Linked DNA regions of Homo sapiens: region 1 is linked to region 2. The links are chromatin loops, found by intact Hi-C in ENCODE. Cell type or tissue: HCT116. All regions are shown on one strand. Each heading gives the region's core, and the rest is flanking DNA. Links, peaks and the distances in the headings are about the cores only.

The links. A loop is a pair of places that touch in the nucleus more often than their neighbours do. Peaks named below come from ENCODE experiments on the same cell type or tissue, not always from the same donor. Only the 100,000 strongest peaks of a DNase experiment are listed, where the experiment ranks them.
Region 1: it touches region 2 in a loop (3-fold over the local background); 15 of 110 quality-filtered maps call a loop at or near these places.

The regions. Positions count from the first base shown.
Region 1 is chr6:63,302,388-63,312,272 of GRCh38, forward strand. All of the region lies in intron 1 of LGSN (lengsin, lens protein with glutamine synthetase domain), which reads right to left. Among named protein-coding and RNA genes, the nearest start is that of LGSN, 13 kb to the right of the region's middle. In HCT116, for the core only: a CTCF peak has its summit at 5,644 (motif pointing right); DNase peaks (open chromatin) are centred at 5,644 and 5,961.
Region 2 is chr6:63,758,760-63,768,644 of GRCh38, forward strand. EYS (eyes shut homolog) reads right to left here. Exons shown (of 43, transcript NM_001142800.2): 41 at 3,702-3,874. Among named protein-coding and RNA genes, the nearest start is that of SCAT8, 43 kb to the right of the region's middle. In HCT116, for the core only: a CTCF peak has its summit at 5,773 (motif pointing left); a DNase peak (open chromatin) is centred at 5,752.

The sequences.
Region 1 (9,885 bases), core at 1,289-9,288, 460 kb before region 2:
AAAATGTTGTGTCCTCAAGGAGGTTCATGGAAAGGTTTGAAAGAATGCTCATAAACACTCTTGAACACAGGTTTCTGATAACTCTAGAATGATATACATTTGGACGGGATAGGAATACTAAAAGCTCTAATGAAGAAGTTGACCAGTTTATAAAATTGCCAACTTAAGTAGCACAAGAACTAATTGAATACCAAGGAAATACTTTAGCAGATTTCCATGCTAGATCAGCCAGTACTGATGTTGTTAAAATATGCAATTTGAATGAGGTTCATGGTTCAAGTCAAATTGCCTACAATAACCCATTTGATAAGCAGTGCTATGCACCTAAATTGAAGAAACGAAATTTGTATTTAAGATAATATGAATTCATTGTCGAGTGTGGACTCATGGAGAGTCTGGAGAGCTGCCTGGTCCTTCTCAAGTAATTAAAACTGCCATCATTGAAAGCTCTACACTCAGCCAGGCATGGTGGCTTTCGCCTGTAATCTCAGCACTTTGGGATGCCGAGGTAGGTGGATCACTCGAGGTCAGGAGTTCGAGTCCAGCCTGGCCAATATAGTGAGACCCCCATCTCTACTAAAAATGCAAAAATTATTCAGGCATGGTGGTGAACACCTGTAATCCCAGCTACTCGGGAAGCTGAGGCAGGAGAATCGCTTGAACCCAGGAGGCAGAGGTTGAAGTGAGCCGAGATTGCATCCAAATTATATTTTTAAAAATATACTGGTGTCATGACTATTCTAAGTTGCCAAAGTGGTTTATTTTGCTTTGTCAAATCCATAATCCTAGGAAGACAAAAAAAACTTCAGGTACATTTTTGCTACTTGATGGGCCATTTGAACATTTACAGATGGCTTCTATTCAATTGTCATTTGTAATGCATGTTTTCTAGTTATATACAAGCTTTCTCATGCAAGAAGGCTAATGCAATAACAATAGCTAAAATAGCTTAACGGTTATCAAGAAATGTGTTTCTCTCATGGAACATTCCTAGAGAAATCTCCAACAATAAAGGTACTTGTTTCACTGGACAAGTTGTAAAACATAAGGTGTTACAGCTATAATAGCATTAGGCAAGTCTAACTGAATGGACTGAATTGTCTTGGTCAAAGGTACTGCAGACTGATAACAATCAGTTCCTCTTCCAATCAAAACATGAGTTGACCATTTATGAAATAGTCACTGTAAGGCCTCTAATAATAGAACCTTATGTATCTTCTGCACCTAAATTCTTATATGACTAAATGCTACAATGCAGGCTTCAATGCATTGTGCCAAAGTGTATTTTCATTAGGTAAAAGGAGCTTTTTATGATCCACTGACTGGGTACAGTCAAACCCTTCATGGTCTAAAACTTAGAGACTGGGCCTTCTGGAAACACCATCAGAGAAAGACTTCCCTTGCCACTCACACTGCAGTAAAATACTGGGACCTTGAACCTTGAGTCTGGCCCATCCAGCCTCTTGAAACCAAACACTTGTTAGAGACCTTAAGGTAAAGCTAACCAGAGAACTTTCTCCCTTGAAGCAGATGGCATCCTAGACATAGAAAGCTTTCCCAAGATCATGGAACAAGACTTCTCTTCCATCGTGAGATTCTTAACCTTTCTTAACTTTTGCCTTGCTTATGCCTCTTGGAACAACACAGTGGGAAAAGGGGCCTATGTGTGTGAAGTATATTTTTATTTGTGTTAGATTTCACAGACAACCTTATACATGAGCAACCTTATCTCTTGATGGATGCAAGATGAAGGGCCAGTGTAGGCTAGGAATTTTAATGACACCTTTGTTACTCCATAATCAGTCAGAAACAGAACATCAGTCCACTTCTTTTAACGTACATCCTAGGTTAAATAAAACATTGCCAAGAGGCCTTCACCTTTCTAGATGGGCATCATTTGTTAGTTCCCTTTTTCTATGGCTTGGAGTAAATGAGGTAATGATTAGAAATGTATCCCTTACAGTAGTCTGTACAGCAGATTTTACTGCAAAACCTGTGGCTGTGCAGCAGACTTCTTTAAATTCTCTTGCTAAAGTTGTGCTAGATAATAAAATTGCTCTAGATTACCTACAGGCTGAACAGGGAGAAATCTGTGCAGTGGCTTACACTTCTTATTGTACATGAATAAATACACTGGGTTTTGTAGAGATTCAGTTACAAGAGATTAATGAACAGGCTGCTTAATTAAAACATGTAGACTTTTCATCTGGCTTATTCTTTGATCTATTTAACTTTAGTTGATTAATAGGAACTAATAGGAACCTTGGCTAAGGAGCATACTCCAAATTCTTGGTATGCTCCTGCCAGTCACTATAGTAGTCATTATCATTATCATTCTGACAGTCACAATAGTATTCTCCCTGGTATGCTATATTCTCTCCAAAGTTTTAAATGTTTGCAGACAGCCATGTGTAGAATGTCAGATGGTATCTTTGACTGGAATGACAAAATCTCAAAGAAATGCCTGATCGTGAAGACACTATAACCTATCAATAATGTGCTAAGACAGAAAACCCAAAATAATGGTAATAGGAAGTAGCACCAAAGCCCTAAGTTTTGGTCACACTCTCATCTAGGTGAGAACCTGACCAAAAGAAGAGAATTGTTAAACAAAATTATGGAAGACCATTGTTCTGGACTGAACTCTTGCATTAGACCCCAACAGAACAGACCAAATCAAAACAAAATCACTCATGCTAATACAACATAATCACAGTGAAACTTTAAGGAAGAAGATAGATTCCAAAACAGTACAGTTTTTTTTTCTTCTGAAAACAGGAGATCCCAGCATAATAAAGAGGTCCCCTCTGCTCTAACCCTTACAAAAAATTAACCTAAAGTAAACAATCAGGTTATTTTTCTCTCATTCTGTTTCCATATTCCCACCTTACAAAATCCACTGTACTGCTATTTCCCAGTGGAATTTGAGACCAAATAAGTCCATTTACAATGGTGTGAGAGTGACGTCAATGCCTAAGGTTTCAGTCAACCTCTCAATCTTAAGAGGTTGACCCAAAGGGAGGAATTGTTTACATAAAGCTACCTCCTTACATATCTTAAGTTTGGCCTAGAACTTTATAAACAGACTATAACCTACTCCTGTACCAATTAGAATTTCAGATGCCTGCCAATCACAGGCAGCCAACTGTTCAAACCATGTTCAAATAAGGGAAACTCCCAGCTGTAACTAATTCAGCTGTTTCTGTGACTCATTATTGTCTTCTGTACATCACTTTTCTTGTTCTGTCCATAAATGTTATCCAACAATGTGGCAGCTCCAGAGTCGCTCTGAACCTATTTTGGTTCTCAGGGAGGCCCAATTCTCAAATCATTCTTTGCTCAATCAAACTCTGTTAAATTTAATTTGCCTAAAGTCTTTTAAATAATATCCAGCCAGGTGGGGTGGCTCACGCCTGTAATCCCAGAACTTTGGGAGGCTGAGGTGGGTGGATCACTTGAGGCCAGGAGTTCAAGACCAGCCTGGGCAACATGGCAAAACTCCATCTCTACAAAAAATACAAAAAATTAGCCAGATTTGATGGCTAATTTGGTGTCTGTAGTCCCAGCTACTTGGGAGGCTGAGGCATAAGAATCGCTTAAACCCAGGAGGTGGAGGTTACAGTGAGCCAAGATCGCACCACTGCACTCCAGCCTGGGCAACAGAGTGAGACTCTGTCTCAACAACAAAAAAATAAAGTCTTTAAAATAATACCTATAAAAATATTAACATTTTAAAAGCATTGCCATATCCAGACAATATTTTATATTTCATCTAATACCCACAACATACAGGGAATATTTATTATCACCTACATTTTTTCCAAAGCAGAAATAACCCACAGGGGTTAGGTAATTTGTTCAAGGTCATATCTGAGGAAGAATAGGAATTCAAATCTAAGTATTTTATTTGAGGTGCTTCCTACATCACCATAGCTTGATAATTGACTTAAATGGAATTCTGTTTTTATTATATAGTGTGATCTGTGTAACTCATAAAACTTGTTCAACTTCTTCAATTATATATTCTTTTTCAATTGTATTTTTATAACTCTTTTCTGTATAAAAGCAAAACCCATCTTAATTCACATCACCACCAGTTTAACCTTCATTAGTCCCAAGAGTGAAGTTGTAACCTACTATGGATAAGGCAAAATCAAAGACATAAAAATAAACAAAACATAAAACATGATTCACAAAGAATATTACAATCTAGTAGAGGCAATAAAGTGTTGCTGTGGCAGTTAAGGGCCTCCATGTTGTAAAGAAAGAGATATGCTCAGGTTAGCCTAGTTCAAGGAGAGCAAACTCAAATAGCAGACAGATTACAAAAAAACACAATGGGCTGGAGGGCGAACGCAGTAGTTGATAGCCCTTCCCAGGAAGGAGCCAACACAGGAGTCCAGACAATTGTTGCCATATTAAAACGTGGCCCTCGTGTTGCCAGTTTTACAAATTTTCAAAACATGCCAGAAATCTGGATTTTTATTTGAAATTTCATGATTGTTAAATACTGCCAATTGATTTAAAATGTAAGGTAAGAAGTAAAGAAATAAACTTTCTCAACTACCACACAACTAGGTCTCAAAACTACCGGAATGCTGTTCAGAATATGCAGCAGCTCTAGAGATATGAGGCACAACTGTATCAGCAGTGACCACCTGTCTTTTCCCCAACAGTGGTATCTAGTGTGGTACTAAAGGGTGATGGTAAAAATATTTAGCCATTAGTACATCTAATAAAAATAACCAACACTTATATTGTGCCTATTATGTGCTAGATCTCTTCTAAATGCTTTGTCTTAATTTATTTAGTCTGAAAAATATCCCATGTGATAAATACATTACCATCCTATTTCAGAGATGAGAAAAATTGAGTCAAAGAAAGACTAATCAACTAACCCAAGCTCACAAGTCTCATAAGTGACAAAGCTCAGATTTGAACCCAGCCAGTTGGCTCCAGAGCACCAAGTACTTGGCACACTCTTAATGAACACTGTCACCAGGATATCCTCCCAACCATTGCTGGGGTGCTAGGAAGCTGTAGCAAGGTCCTGGAGGGCCTGTAGGGCCAGGTACTAGTTCTTTAACTCTTTAATTGATGGGCTGTGGACAGGTCCAAGAGCCCCAGGGAAATACTAGGACAGGTAGAAAAGTTTGGGTAGAGTGGACCATTAAGAGGCTCTTGTTAGCCACTGTTTACCAATCAGTTTAGAAATATTTGACCATTTATCAAGTACTCAGTGGTGCAGCTCTCCCTGGTGGCACCATTATGTTGGAAAAGCAATGCCTGATGCATGGTAAGTACTAAACAGAGGTCAGCCACAAATATTGCCTGGGCACTATGCATTACTGAGGATTTCTGGTGGAAAGATAACTCATTCTAGATTACCTCACAGGCCCTGGCCAGCCTAGAGGTGACTTTCATTGGGTCAGGCACTATTCCCTTATCTAAGAAGCTCCAGATTCTAAACACAATAAAATAGGGGAACCTCTCAGAATCATGAAGGCATATCAAGCAGTCCGAGGATTCTTAGAGTGGGGCAGTGTGATCCAAATAGCCTGGCTTGGACTCTACAGTAATGCTGTTACTACACAGGCAGAGTATTTCAGTCTTCAGATAGGCTAACCTTAAACAGAAGAGGGCGCATTTCAGCTGAAGATAGGGAGTGAGGTAAACCAGGCTGGAAGAATCATGAGCGTAAGTACAGATATGCAGTTTCATTTTGATTGCATGGCATAAATATATACATTTAATTCATGCTTAATTTGGACAATCCCAAATTTCTGCTACAACAGGTTGATTTTCATTCTTTTGATATTTTCACCAGAGCAGCTTTTCACAATTCAAAAATGTTTCCACTATCGTTTCGTCAGATGGCTTTTTGTCTCATACATGGGAATGGCCATAAAAAATGTTTCCTCTTACATTCAAGTTCATTACAAGACATTTTCATAATTCATGTTTTTCTCACCATGGTGATTCTTTTGAAATGGTGTTTATATGGTTTAATATAAGTTTATCATTTTGCATTTCAACTCAGTGACTTGATCAAATTAACTAAAAAACGCTTAACCTAAAGGAATACTGCCAAGCATTAAATGTAGACCCTAATTTGACCTAATAAATTTCTTTCCAATATAATAATGAGTTATTTAGGTTCTAAATATCAATGATTTTATTGATTTAGTTTTAATTTTCTCTAACAGTTACCTTTTTAATGTCAATACAAAAAAAAAAAACTTTTTTTGACCCCTATATAATAGTTATAGTCCGAGGTGTAGGCATTAATGCATTTACCAAACATCTGATTTTGTTAATGAGAGAGGTGCATGAAAACGCAAACAAGCAAATCAAAATTTCATCAAGTTTTAACCTCTGTTAGAAATAGTGGAAAAAGGGATCGATAATTATCAAACTTAAAAGAATATGTCAAAGAGGAAAGAATGTGCCTTCAGTTACCTTTAAGTGTGTTCTTCAAAGAAAAAAGAAAGAAAATGTGCTTAAAATATTTACAGAAGTGTTATTTCAAAGACTACATCACAAACTTGTATTAATTACTTTAAAAATATCCGTACCTATTAACCTTGTATTCCTACTCCTAGCAACTTGGTTTAAGAAAATAATCCAAGATACGTCATGTATGTTCAGTGCCACCTTCATTATAATAGTAAAAATGTGAAAGTAGCATACGAGAAAGTAGAAAGAGTTAAATACACGTGGCAATTCTTTTCAAGTGATTTACCATTTAAAAATAAGCGCTTCTGGCCGGGCGCGGTGGCTCACGTCTGTAATCCCAGCACTTTGGAGGCCGAGGCAGGTAGATCACCTGAGGTCAGGAGTTTGAGACCAGCCTGGCCAACATGGTGAAACCCCGCCTCTAGTAAAAATACAAAAATTAGCCGGGTGTGGTAGCGGGTGCCTGTAATCCCAGCTACTCCAGAGGCTGAAGCAGGAGAATTGCTTGAATTTGGGAGGCAGAGGTTGCAGTGAGCCGAGATCTCGTCATTGCACTCCAGCCTGGGCAACAGAGCAAGACTCTATCTCAAAAAGAAAAAAATAAAGCTCTTCCATTTTCCATCTTTTGTCACCTGGATTGACACAATTTTTTTCAATATCTTCTTTTTTGAAGTGTCTTTTTAAAACTGCCCATTTTTATAAGATTGTCTAGTGGGGTTTTTTTGGCGTTTTCCTTTAATTTTTTAAACTGACAGATAAAATTGTATGTATGTATACCACAAAATGTTTTAAAGTATGTATACATTATGGAATGGTTACATCTAGCTAATTAAATATGCATTATTTCACATACTTATCACTTGGTGATGAGAACACTTAACATCTGCTTTCTTAGAATTTTCAAGAAGGTATATTATTAGCTATAGCCACAATGCTGTGTATTAGATGTCTTGAATTTATTATTCCTATTTAACTGTAATTTTGTATTCTTTGACCAACTCCACAATTTCTAGCCATTCTCTGTGCATCCAATGTTACCCTTCTTCTATTCATCCTTCATACTACTGCCATGTTATTTTTCTATAACACAATTTTGGTTTTGTTATTTCTTTGCTGAAAATACCTCCACAATTCTCCCTTCACCTTCAGGGAAAACTCAAATTGGTATTCTCTAAGGCTCTGCATAATCCAGGCTCTCAACAATCTCTCCAGCCTTCACAGCTGGGAATTTTCACATACAAACCCTATCTCCATCTGTACAAAACTAGTTTTATCATTTCTTGGGGTCACACTGTTTCCTTCTTTCCTAGGCTCCTGTTGATTATCTAGCCTGTCCTGATAAGACAGTTACCTACTTTTCTGGCCACAACCAAAAATTAACCTGCAGGGTGGTTTGATGTAGCCATCCATTACAAAATGATTAATGTTCTTATTTGGGGACAGAAGGGCTACAAAAGGTGACCTAGATCTCCTTTCCTTTTAAAATGTTTATTAATTTTAATTGACAAGTAAAAATTATATATATTTATGGTATACAATATAATCTTTTGATATATGTATACATTGTGGAATGGCTAAATTAAGCTATTAGGATATATATTATCTCCCATTTTTTGTGGTGAAAACACTGAAAATCTATTCTCTCAGCAATTTTTATATATACAATATGAAGGTATGTCAAAAAGTTCATGGAAATGGAATTAAAAGATAAAAATATAAAATATAAACTTTATTTCTCAACATAAGCTCTATCAAGGTTAATATACTTTTGTAAGCAATCATAGCAGCCATTTAGTGCATCCCTTTAAAAATGAGGGTCCTGGAAGATAAACATATGAATGCGGTCTTTTTTACATTATTAACTAAAGAAAAATGAATCCCCTTTACAGATTTTTGTAAGATTAGGAAACAAAAGGAAGACAGAAGGAGCCAAATCAGTGCTGTAAACTGGATGCTTATGATCTCCCATCAAAATGCTCACAAAATTACCCTTGTTCGATGCAAGGCATGAGCAGGAGCATCATCGTGGTGAAGTAGAACTCTCTAGTGAAGGTTTCCTGGGCATTTTTCTGCTAAAGTGTTGGCTAACTTTCTCAAAACACTTTCCTAATAAGTAGGTCTCATTCTTTGGCCCTCTAGAGAGTCAACAAGCAAAATGCCTTGAGCATCTCAAAAAACACAATTGCCATGACGTTTGCTCTTGACTGGTCCACTTTTGCTTTGACTGGACCACTTCTACCTCTTGCTAGCCATTGCTGTAATTGTGCAGTATCTTCAGGATCATACTGGTAAAGCCATGTTTATCTCCTGTTACAATTCTTTGAAGAAATTCTTCAGAATCTTGATCATACCGGTTTAAAATTTCCACTGAAAGCTCTTCTCTTATCTCCAATTGATCTGGGTACAATGGTTTTGGCACACATCAAGTAGAAACTTTGCTGTACTTTAAGTTTTCAGTCAGAATTGTGTAAACTTAACTAACTGAGATGTCTATGGTGTTGGCTATTGTTTCTGCTGTTAATCGCCAGCCGTCTTCAATCAAGGCATGAACAATTAGGGCAAATTGATGTGGATGATCTGCCACTTCAGCCTTCATCTTCAACATTGTTTAATCTCTTCTCAAAAAGAGTCACCCATTTCAAACTGCTGATTTATTTGGAGCATTGTCCCCACAAACTTTTTATAAAGCATCAAGGATTTCACCATTCTTCCACCCCAGCTTCACCATAAATTTGATGTTCATTCTTGCTTTGATTTTAGCAGAATTCATGCTGCTCTGATACATGCTGTATTCAAACTGATGTCCTATGCTTAATGCCTCAAACTATATCCTGTTCAGACATGTCATAACAAATTAGCATGAATTTACTTTGGTTCAAAATATTTTAAAATCCACGCACAGTTTTTATAATACACATTTTCCATGAACTTTTTGAGGTCCTCTTATATATTATTATTAACTGTAGTCACCATGTGGTACAGCAGATCTCTTGAAACTACTCTTCTTTCTAAATAAAATTTTTTATTCTTTGACCAACATCTCCCCAATCCCTTCACCACCCACCCTCTGTTAACCACATTCTACTCTCTGCTTCTCTGAGTTCAACCTTTTTACACATCACATATAAGTGAGATCATGAAGTATGTGTCTTTCTGTGTCTGGCTTATTTCACTTAACATAATGTCCTCTAGGTCCATTCATGTTTTAACAAATGACAGAAAATTTTATTTGGCACTTAAGGGATCATAATGCCTGGGCTAAGCTAATTATTGCCTGTTTAAGGCTTCCTTCCTTTCAAAGGCTGAATACTATCCCATTGTGTATATATATCACTTTTTCTTTATCCATTCATCTATTGCCAGATGCTTAGGTCAATTCTATATCTTAGCTATTGTGAATAATGCTGTAATAAACATGGGAGTGTAGAT
Region 2 (9,885 bases), core at 1,273-9,272:
ACTATGGTCATGATAATTTTGACTTGCTTGTCACCAGTAATATTTTAATTAAAAACTAAGGGAGCCTTCCTCTTATTGCCCCAAACTGGCTGGATCTCATCATTGTCAATCATCTCAGTTTAAAAGAAGGTGGGCAGACCTGCCTGAGGGGAAGTAGCAACCAAGTCCTATTTGTAGAAACTGTTTGTAAACAAACACTATTTTTGTCTGCCTTCCTAGAACGGGGGGCAGGGTATTTATGACTCAGTATATAAAACATTTTGAGGGAGGAAACTTCAGCCATTGCTAACTAAAAATTCAATGTATGTATTTTTTGTGCTTATTAATGCTATCTTGAATGGAAATGAAAAAAGAACTTTATTGAAAAAATAACCTCATAGATATGTCTCTTAAAGTTCTTAACTTTTCACTCACTGTTTTGTAAAAACTAATAATAATTTAGGACTTGACAAAAGCAGAATGAAATCTCCCCAGACTTTAGCCAAAATTTCCCCACGAACAGAGATTCTTAAATATCTCCTTTTCACACATGAGAAACCTGATGTTCAGGAGAGTTAAGTTACTTGCCCAATGTCTAAGGTTAGAAATGGAAGTTGTGTCTGTTTCTCTCTACTAAGGCTTAGCTGCCACATCTATTCATTTAAATGCTCACAAACCTTGATGTTCATATAAACTTCAGAATTATTATATACATTTCACTTTCTCTCCGAGTTTCACTTATAATTTAGCAGGTTGTACTGAAAAGCATAGAAGACTAAACAAGTAAAATGTGTGTTCCTAGGAATCATAGCCAGTGCCTACTTATCTTTTACTTTTTATGACTATTATAAGTTCATAGAGATAGAGAATCTAATACACATGTAACTACACCTCTATTAATTATCACAGTGGGATTGAAAGTAGTGAAATAAAGCCTAAAGCTTATTTTTTTCCTATGAAGAAAGCATGTGCATTGCTTGCTGTGTTCCACATGGCCAAATACACCTGAAAAACAAGTATTTGAAAACAGGAAAACACAGTAATAATTCCTGACACTGCCATCTACTGTGTGTTGGACCAATTTCTCTATTATTAGGAAAACCAAGGACTTGGCTGGAAACCATCCCATGTGTTGGAAGGGCTTGAAGAATTGAACATCTCCATTAGTAAGAATCAGTTTCAATGGAAATCAGGGACTGGTTGGACCATAAAGAATTGTTGGCATGAGAAAAATGTTTAAGTAGTTTGAACATTTGCCTGTTTCATGCAAAATGACCATGTGTGTGGGTTTCTTTATCTTATGGAATTAGAAATGAGTGAAAAGAAAATTATACTATGAATGGAAAAAATGTGAAAACAAAAAAGGAAACATTTTCAATATTTGCTGGGTTAAAAGTAAAAAACTCACACATTATGGAATCTAACTTGCTATATGTCATTGGTGCACAATAGCTAGAATTTAGTATTTAAACTAGTCCATGAAAAAAGCAATTTACCAATAATATGAGGAAAAAGTAAACTGAGAGGAGATTTTATGATTTAGGAGAGGTTATATGTATAGTTGTAAATCATAAGTTATAACAGGAAAGATAGCTATAACATAAATGAGCAAATAAGCAAGACTTGAGTATATGAGAAAAGTAACTGGACATATTGCCTATCTTGCAAAATGTGTGAACCAGAATTCTTGGTATAATATTTTAATGAGTACTCTGGATTCTAAAGTATTCTAACCAAATTGTTATTTTATAGAATATCAAGGTATATCTTTGGTTAACTTTGTGTTAGAATTCTATGTGGATGTCACCCATTTTCTGGCACCTTTAATGAAATCTTCTAGACTTTCTTTCTGTAAAATCTCATTACTCTGACTATTCCAATATCTATGTACATATGTATGTATGTATGTATATCTATCTATCTATCTATCTATCTATCTATCTATCTATCTATCTATCTATCTAATCTTCTATCTATACATCCATTCATCTATCTTCATCTGCCCTCTATATAATCTATTTATATACATCCACACACCCACACAAATTTTGGGTTAATCTATCTTTCAAACTTTCACTGTCTGAGCCTTTAAGCATCAAAACTGTGGCTTGCCCTATTGTTAAATTCACTAGCCCTTACGTTACTTGTCATATTATTTATTTCCATTTCTAAAAGCTATTCCTTTGGGAGTTATAAAGGTACTCATCTTGGTTAATTTTTGAGTACTCTGCCTTTCACTAAGGAACTATTCTATGAAAACCATCATAATCAGTTTTTATTATTGCTATTAAGTTTAAATATTTAACCGATTTTTTTTTTTTTTTTGCTCTGCACTATATGATGGATGCTAGATACTCAACAGACATGGTCACTGCCCTCAGTTCTATGAAAGACAATCAGGAAAGGCTTCCCTAAATTAGCAAGGTGAAGTGATAGCACCTGGTATGGAGGAGAAGATGAAAGCATTCTAGGCAGAGGGAAGCAACACAAAATCTCTACTCCAGGAAAGAGTGTGGCATATTCTAGGAATTAAGAAACACAATTTCTTAAAGATCAAGATTGATCCCTAATGTCACTATGAGAGACTGATTTATGTAAGCCAGATACAAAACTTCATCTCATTATTTCATAATCACACTCTTAAGACATGATTAAACATTTTTTCCCATAAACTACTATTATTCTAACCCTCAAATGTCTTCCATTTATTAACAATTTTGACTTTTGGACAGTTAAACCTAAGTAGAATATCAAGGAATATAGGAATAAAATGTTTGCATTAATATATTTGATAAAGTGATCTAGAAATATTATTTTTTTCTTACACATATGAATATGATACTACAATAAAACATCCAAATAATGCAAAGGTGGATATAGCACAATTGGTGATTGACTCCTGTACTCTTTTTATCCCAGCCTCTGTTTCTAAAATAGGGAAGAGAGAGCTAAAGCTTCATCTTCTGGGTGGTGGGTGAGGCAGGATAGAGAAATAGTAGATAGTCCAGTCTCAGGAAGCTAGGATATGGCAGGTGGGTCCTTATGTCCCTTTATTTTCCTGGCTTAATCTCTCCAACTTCCTTAACTGGGAGTTTCCTGGATTCCCTAATGCTATTCTGGAAGTCCCAGCCAGGTATTAAAGAGAAGGTAGCTCAGATCTAGAAATACCATTATCCCTTAGCCACAGCCCAGCTTGGGAGCACCCAGAGATTGCTGAGCTCTTTTAGAGGCACTACCATAAGTTGCCCCAGTAGTTAGGACACTGTTGCTTCTTACTGTTACTACTTGACTTGGGGCCATTTCTCCTCTCTAATTTCCCTCTGAAGCTGATGGCCTTGTGATATTTCTGACAGTTTTGAGTGAGATGGAAAATACAGATAGGAGAGGCTCCCAGAGATGAAGTCTTGATCTGGAACTGAGTTATGAACTTAAGCTCACTTGACTTAACTGCATTTAGCACAAAACATTTAGAACATCTACACAAAATAGAGAATTTAGAGTTAATAAATTAAAGCAATACTAAAAGCCATATTTTTTGTACTACTGAATTTTAAGTACTAGTCTATCTGTGAAGTATAATGTCAAATATACTAGAAAAAGAGGACAGTGGATTTGAATTTTATTATATGTACTTTTTTACTTCTCAAAAAGAAAACTGACTTTGAAGTTCCTAATTTTAGTTATATTTGTGGACAGCAAAATGATTTGAAATTCTGCCTCACCTTGTTCACAGTAGATTCCAGTGGTTCCTAGAGGACAGAAACAGGTGTATCCATGAGGTAATGAAATGCAGGTTGCTCCTCTGCTACAGTGGTGTGGAGGGTCATGTTCAGGATCACAGGTAGAAACTGTCTCTGTGCAGAATGATCCTTTCCACCCAGTGGTACAATTGCAGCTGTGGGTTGAGAGAAAGCCGCATGGTTTGAGCACTTGTTTAGAGATGGATACATACTATGTATTGCCCTGATGCTAACTTGTCAATTTTAACTGAAGTTCCAAGAGATCAAAATGAATTGTGATTCAAACCCTAAATTGTCAAAGGAAAGAGTTAATAACTGGTTATAGGATTACTGGACTCCACACCAAAGACTTTAAACGATTCAGAGTGTAAAAATTGAAAGAGAATTTTTTGAGAATTGTTTCTTCAGACAAAATTGCATTGTAAGTCTCTCTCCCAACTCCCACACCACCACCTAAAGAAAAAGCTGTGCATGGTGTTGCTGTCTCCTAACTTCAAGCCTAGTGAAAAGAGATTCAGCAGGACCACTTGGAGAGCTTGGTGTGTTTTTCCCTGGCATTGGCAAACTCACAGGCTCAGCTCCTGGGGTTGCCAAAAGAGCTGCAAACATACTGGAGACAAGTCAAACGTGAGTGAATCCCAGGAAAGGGATGTTCATAGTCAGGAACAATAGCTTGAGGACATATAAAAATGAATCTTGACCAAGAGGTGTCCCTCTAGCTAAAGATACAGTGGCAGTAAGTGGTTTCTGGCTAGAGCAGAAGCTGAGGGGTAATGGGGAATACTCAGCTGAAAGAGACACCTTGTCTGGGTTTAGAGAGTGATATTGGGAGGAGCCCAGCAGAAAACTTTCTGATAGACCCATCAAAGGCAGAGTTGTCAGATAAAATGCAGAGCATCTAGTTAAATTTAAACATAAGTTAAATAATAACTTTTCTTAGTAGAAGTATGTCCTGATATGGTTTGGCTGTGTCCCCACCCAAATCTCATCTTGAATTGTAGTTGGCATAATCCCCATGTGTTGTGGGAGGGACCAGGTGGAGAAAATTGACTCATGGGGGAGGTTTCCCCCATCCTGTTCTCATGGTAATGAGTTAGTTCTCATGAGATCTGATGGTTTTATAAGGGGCTTCCTTCTTCAATGGGCGCTCATTCTTCTCCTTCCTGCCACCATGTTAGGAAGGACATGTTTGCTTCCCCTTCCACCATGATGTAAGTTTTCTGAGGCCTCCCCAGCCATGCTGAACTGTGAGTCAATTAAACCTCTTTCCTTTATAAATTACCCAGTTTCAAGTATGTCTTTATTAGCAGCCTGAGAACGGACTAATACATGTCCCATGCAATATATGAACTTTAAATAAATAATATTTGAGATTTTATTGTTATATCTTGTTATATATATATATATATATATATATATATATTTGATAAACTGTTGTTTGTCAGGGCACCGTGTGTTTATTTTGCCCCCTCCGGCCTCCCTCCCTCCCTCACTCCCTGCCTGCCTTTCTCCCTTTCTCCCTTTCTTCCTTCCCTTTCTCTCCCCACCATCCCCCTTTCTTTCTTCTGAAAACACTACACTAAAGAGTACATGAGAGAAAGGGTTAACTTAAAATTCCTGTCAGAGCCAGAGAGCAATAAACCACCGTGCCAGTCTAAAAAGCGCATTCTAGAATGGGTATGAGGTATAGGGATCAGAATCTGTTAAGCTGGAGGACAGCAGCTGATCACACCTTCCCAGACCTTTTATTTATGTCATAGACTTTTATATGCTTGTTACACCTAAATTAATAGTTGTGCAAAAAACGGAAAATTGTATAGGGTTCTCTAAAATGGAGACAAACAAAATACAGAATTAATCTGCTACAAAATTGCATATTTTGAAGATTATTTTTGAAGATCACAAAGAGTATAGAATGTACAAAGACCTCATACACAAAAAAGGAAATCAGTAACTAATTTCACAAAAGAAATAAAACTATAGTAAAAATTCTTATTAAAGAATTTTTAAACGTGATGCTGTCATTACTTTTTAAAGTGACGATTGCGCCATCTAGTGGTTCATTTTATATCTACTTGAAAAAAGCTTAAAATTATTCTCACTGCCTTATAGACAGAGCTCACAATGGTAAAATATTTTATTTAATTCACTTACACTTTATTGTATATATTTAAGGTATATAGCATAGTGTTATGGGAATAAAACACTTGCTTGGATATTAAAGTAGATAAATCACATTAAGCATAATTTAATATAGATGCCAAAATCTTATTTGAAAAAATAACAAATCGGAGCCTCATATAGTTTGTCTCAGAATTTTTAGGTCTGAAACAATTAGCTATATGTTTAATATATAATTAGTTATTATATAATTCTAATGAGAATGATTTTGTGCAAGGTCAGATTTTTCTTTTTGTTCCTTGGTTTCTATAGCACCCTGTGAAATAGAGATAATAAAAAAATTTCAAGCCTTCATTAGTTATTCTCTACTTTGGGTGATATTTTTCTAACCCTTGATGTTAATTCATTAATATTTCTTCCCTTAACCACATATACTACTCTGCCCTGAGGAGGAGTAGATTTTGTAGAAGTATGTGTGTGAGGTGAGGTGTCTATATAATGGGCAATGTAAAAACAAAACAGAGGTAGGTATCTATTTAAAGAATGTTTATTATTTTTTACAGGCTAGCTGTCTGTGCTTATCTTAGGATTGAGCATAGTATTGTGCTTGATACTGAGATTCTACAACACAGGAGGCTCCATTTTTGACCTCATGGACTTCTGTATTTTGGAGAAATCAGATTAGTAAGGAGACAATTTTAATAAAATGGGACAAGTTCTAAAATGGGTATTATGGTATCCTGTGGATGGGCATCTAAGTAATTTTAGTGAATTACTTAGGGAAGGCTTAGGAAAGGCCGCCAGAGTGAGATTTGCCCGTATAAATGTATGCACTGAAAGGAGGTGTCAAAGGACTTTGAACAGCAGGCTCAGGCAGTTCAACTTTTTTTTTTTTAAAACTATTTATTAACTTTTGTGGGTACATAGTAGGTGTACATATTTCTGGGGTACATGACATGTTTTGGTATAGGCAGGCAATGTGTGATGATCACATCATGGAAAATAGGGTATCCATACCCTCAAGCATTTATCCTTTGTGTTACAAACAATCCAATTATACTTCCTTAGTTATTTTAAAATGTACAATTAAATTATTATTGACTATAGTCACCCTGTTGTGCTATCCAATACTAGTCCTTGCTCATTCATTCTCACTAGTTTTTTGTACCCATTAACCATCCCCACCTCCCTGTTACCTACCACCGTTCTCAGCCTCTAGTGACCATCCTTCTGCTCTCTATCTCCATGAGTTCAACTGTTTTGATTTTTAGAACCCACAAATAAGTGAGAATATGTGATGTTTGCCTTTCTGTGCCTGGCTTCAGTTCAACTTTCAAGTGACATGACAGGTGTATAGAAAATGACACAAATGAGGAGGCACATTTTAAGAATATTGATCTGTTATGTGTAGGATGACTGCATAGTGTAACAATAAGCTCTCTGGTGACGTAATTTTAATCTTAGTGAGATCTTAGCATATTTTTTTTGCTACTAGAAAAGGGGCCAGCAACCTTTTTCTGTAAAGGGCAAGGCAGTTTACAGTTTTGCTTTGTGGGCCATATAGACACTGTTGCAATAACCGAACTCTGCCATTGTTGAAAGCAGCCACAGAAAACACACAAATGGGTGTGGCTGTATTCCAATGAATTTTAGTTACACAAATAGGTGGTAGGCCAGATTTGGCCCATCTACCATAGTTTTCTGACCCCGGCACTCTAGACCATTAATTCCGTAAGAGCAGAGATAGGGTCTGTTTTGTTTTTTATTATTGTCTCAAGGCCCCAAACAGTTCTTGGTTTATTGTAAGTTTTCATTGACTATTCATGGAATAAACACACAAATGAATAAATATAATAGGTCATGGCTGGGATAAGAAAGCAGATGGAGGCAAAAGTCCTGAATAGGAAAATTGCTGTGGGGATGCAGAGGTTGAAGTAGATGTGAGAGGCATTTTCAAGGCTTTGGTAAGTGTGTTAGTATGAAAGAGGAAAAATTATAGTAATGACAAACATTATTTGTCACTTACCATGTGCCAGGCAGTCTTCTAACCTTTCTAGTTTCTCTATTATGTTATAAGAAGGGTACTAGCATCATCCTCATTTTTCAGAGAAGGAATCTAAGGAAGAGAGAGGTTAAGTCTGCTAATGAGCGAGGAAATCCACCTTTTAGTCACCATTTTATGTCTCTCAATCCTGTGGAAATGTTGGGACCATGAAAGAGTATGGTGTTGTTAGTGAAATAGGGACAACTGGATAGCAATATAGTAAAGGGAAAACATAAAGAATCCACTTTTATAAGCTTTATTCCTGGGATGGAGACTGGTTCAACATACACAAATTGATAAATTTGATTCACCACATAAATAGAATTAAAAGCAAAAACCATATCATGTCCTCAATAGATGCAGAAAAGACTTTGATAAAATTCAACTTTCTTTTGTGTTAAAAACCCTCAACAATTAGGCATTGAAGGAACATACTTCAAAATAATGAGAGCAGTCTATGACAAATCCACAGCCCAACATCATCCTGAACGGGTGAAAGATCGAACCATTCCCCTTGAGAACTGCAACAAGACAAGGATGCCCACTCTCACCACTCCTATTCAACACAGTAATGGAAGTGCTAGCCCAAGCAATCAGGCAAGAGAAAGAAGAAAAGATATCCAGATAGAAAGAGAGGAATTCAAGCTATCTCTCCTTGCAGATGATACTATTCTATACTGAGAAAATCCCATGGCCTCTGCCAAAAGGCTCTTAGAACTCATAAATAACTTCAGTAAAATTTCAGAATATAAAATCGCTGTACAAAAATCAGTAGCATGCCTATACACCAATTACATCCAAGGTGAGAACCAAAGCAAGAATGAAATCCCATTTACAGTAGCCACAAAAAGAATAAAGTACCTAGGAATACGGAACCAAGGAGGTGAAAGATCTTTACAATGAGAATTACAAAACACTGATAAAGGAAATCAGAGATAACACAAACAAATGAAAAAAGATTTCCTGCTCATGGAAAGGAAGAATCAATATGGTTAAAATGGCTATACTGACAAAAACAATTTACAGATTCAATGTTATTCCTATCAAACTACCAACATAATTTTTCACAGAATTAAAATATTCTAAAATTCATATGGAAACAAAAAAGAGGCTAAATAGCTGAAATGATCCTAAGCAAAAAGAACAAGGCCGGAGACATCACACTCCCTAACTTCAAACTATACTACAAGCCTACAGTAACCAAAATAGCATGGCACTGGTGCAGAAACAGACACACAGACCAATGGAACTGGACAGAGAACATAGAAATAAAGTCATACACCTAAAAGCACCTGATCTTCAACAAAGTCAATGATAACAAGCACTGGGGAAAGGGCTTCCTATTCGATAAATGGTGCTGGGATAACTGGCTAGCCATATGCAGAAGACTGAAACTGGACCCCTTCCCTTCATTATATATGTTATGAAAATTAACTCAATATGGACTAAAGACTTTAAGATCTAAACCTATAAAAACCCTAGAAGAAAACCTAGGAAATACCATTCTGGACATCAGGCTTGGTAAAGAATTTACGACTAAGTCCCCAGAAGCAATTTCCATAAAAACAAAAATTGACAAGTGGGACCTAATTAAACCAAAGAGCTTCTGCACAGCAAAAGAAACTATCAACAGAGTAAACAGACAACCTACAAAATGGGAGAAAATATTCACACACTACACAACAAAAAAGGTCTAATGTCCAGAATCTATAAGGAACTTAAACAATTCAACAAGCAGAAAACAGACAACCCCATTAAAAAAATGGGCAAATGACATGAACAGACACTTCTCAAAAGAAGACATACATGAAATCAACAAATAGATTAAGTAATGCTCAACATCACTAATCGTTAGAGAAATGCAAATCAAAACCACAATGAGAAACCAACTCACACCAATCAGAATGGCTATTATAAAATGTAAAAAAAATGACAGCCATTGGTGAGGTTGCAATGAAAAGGGCACACTTACACATTGCTAGTGGGAATGTAAATTACTTC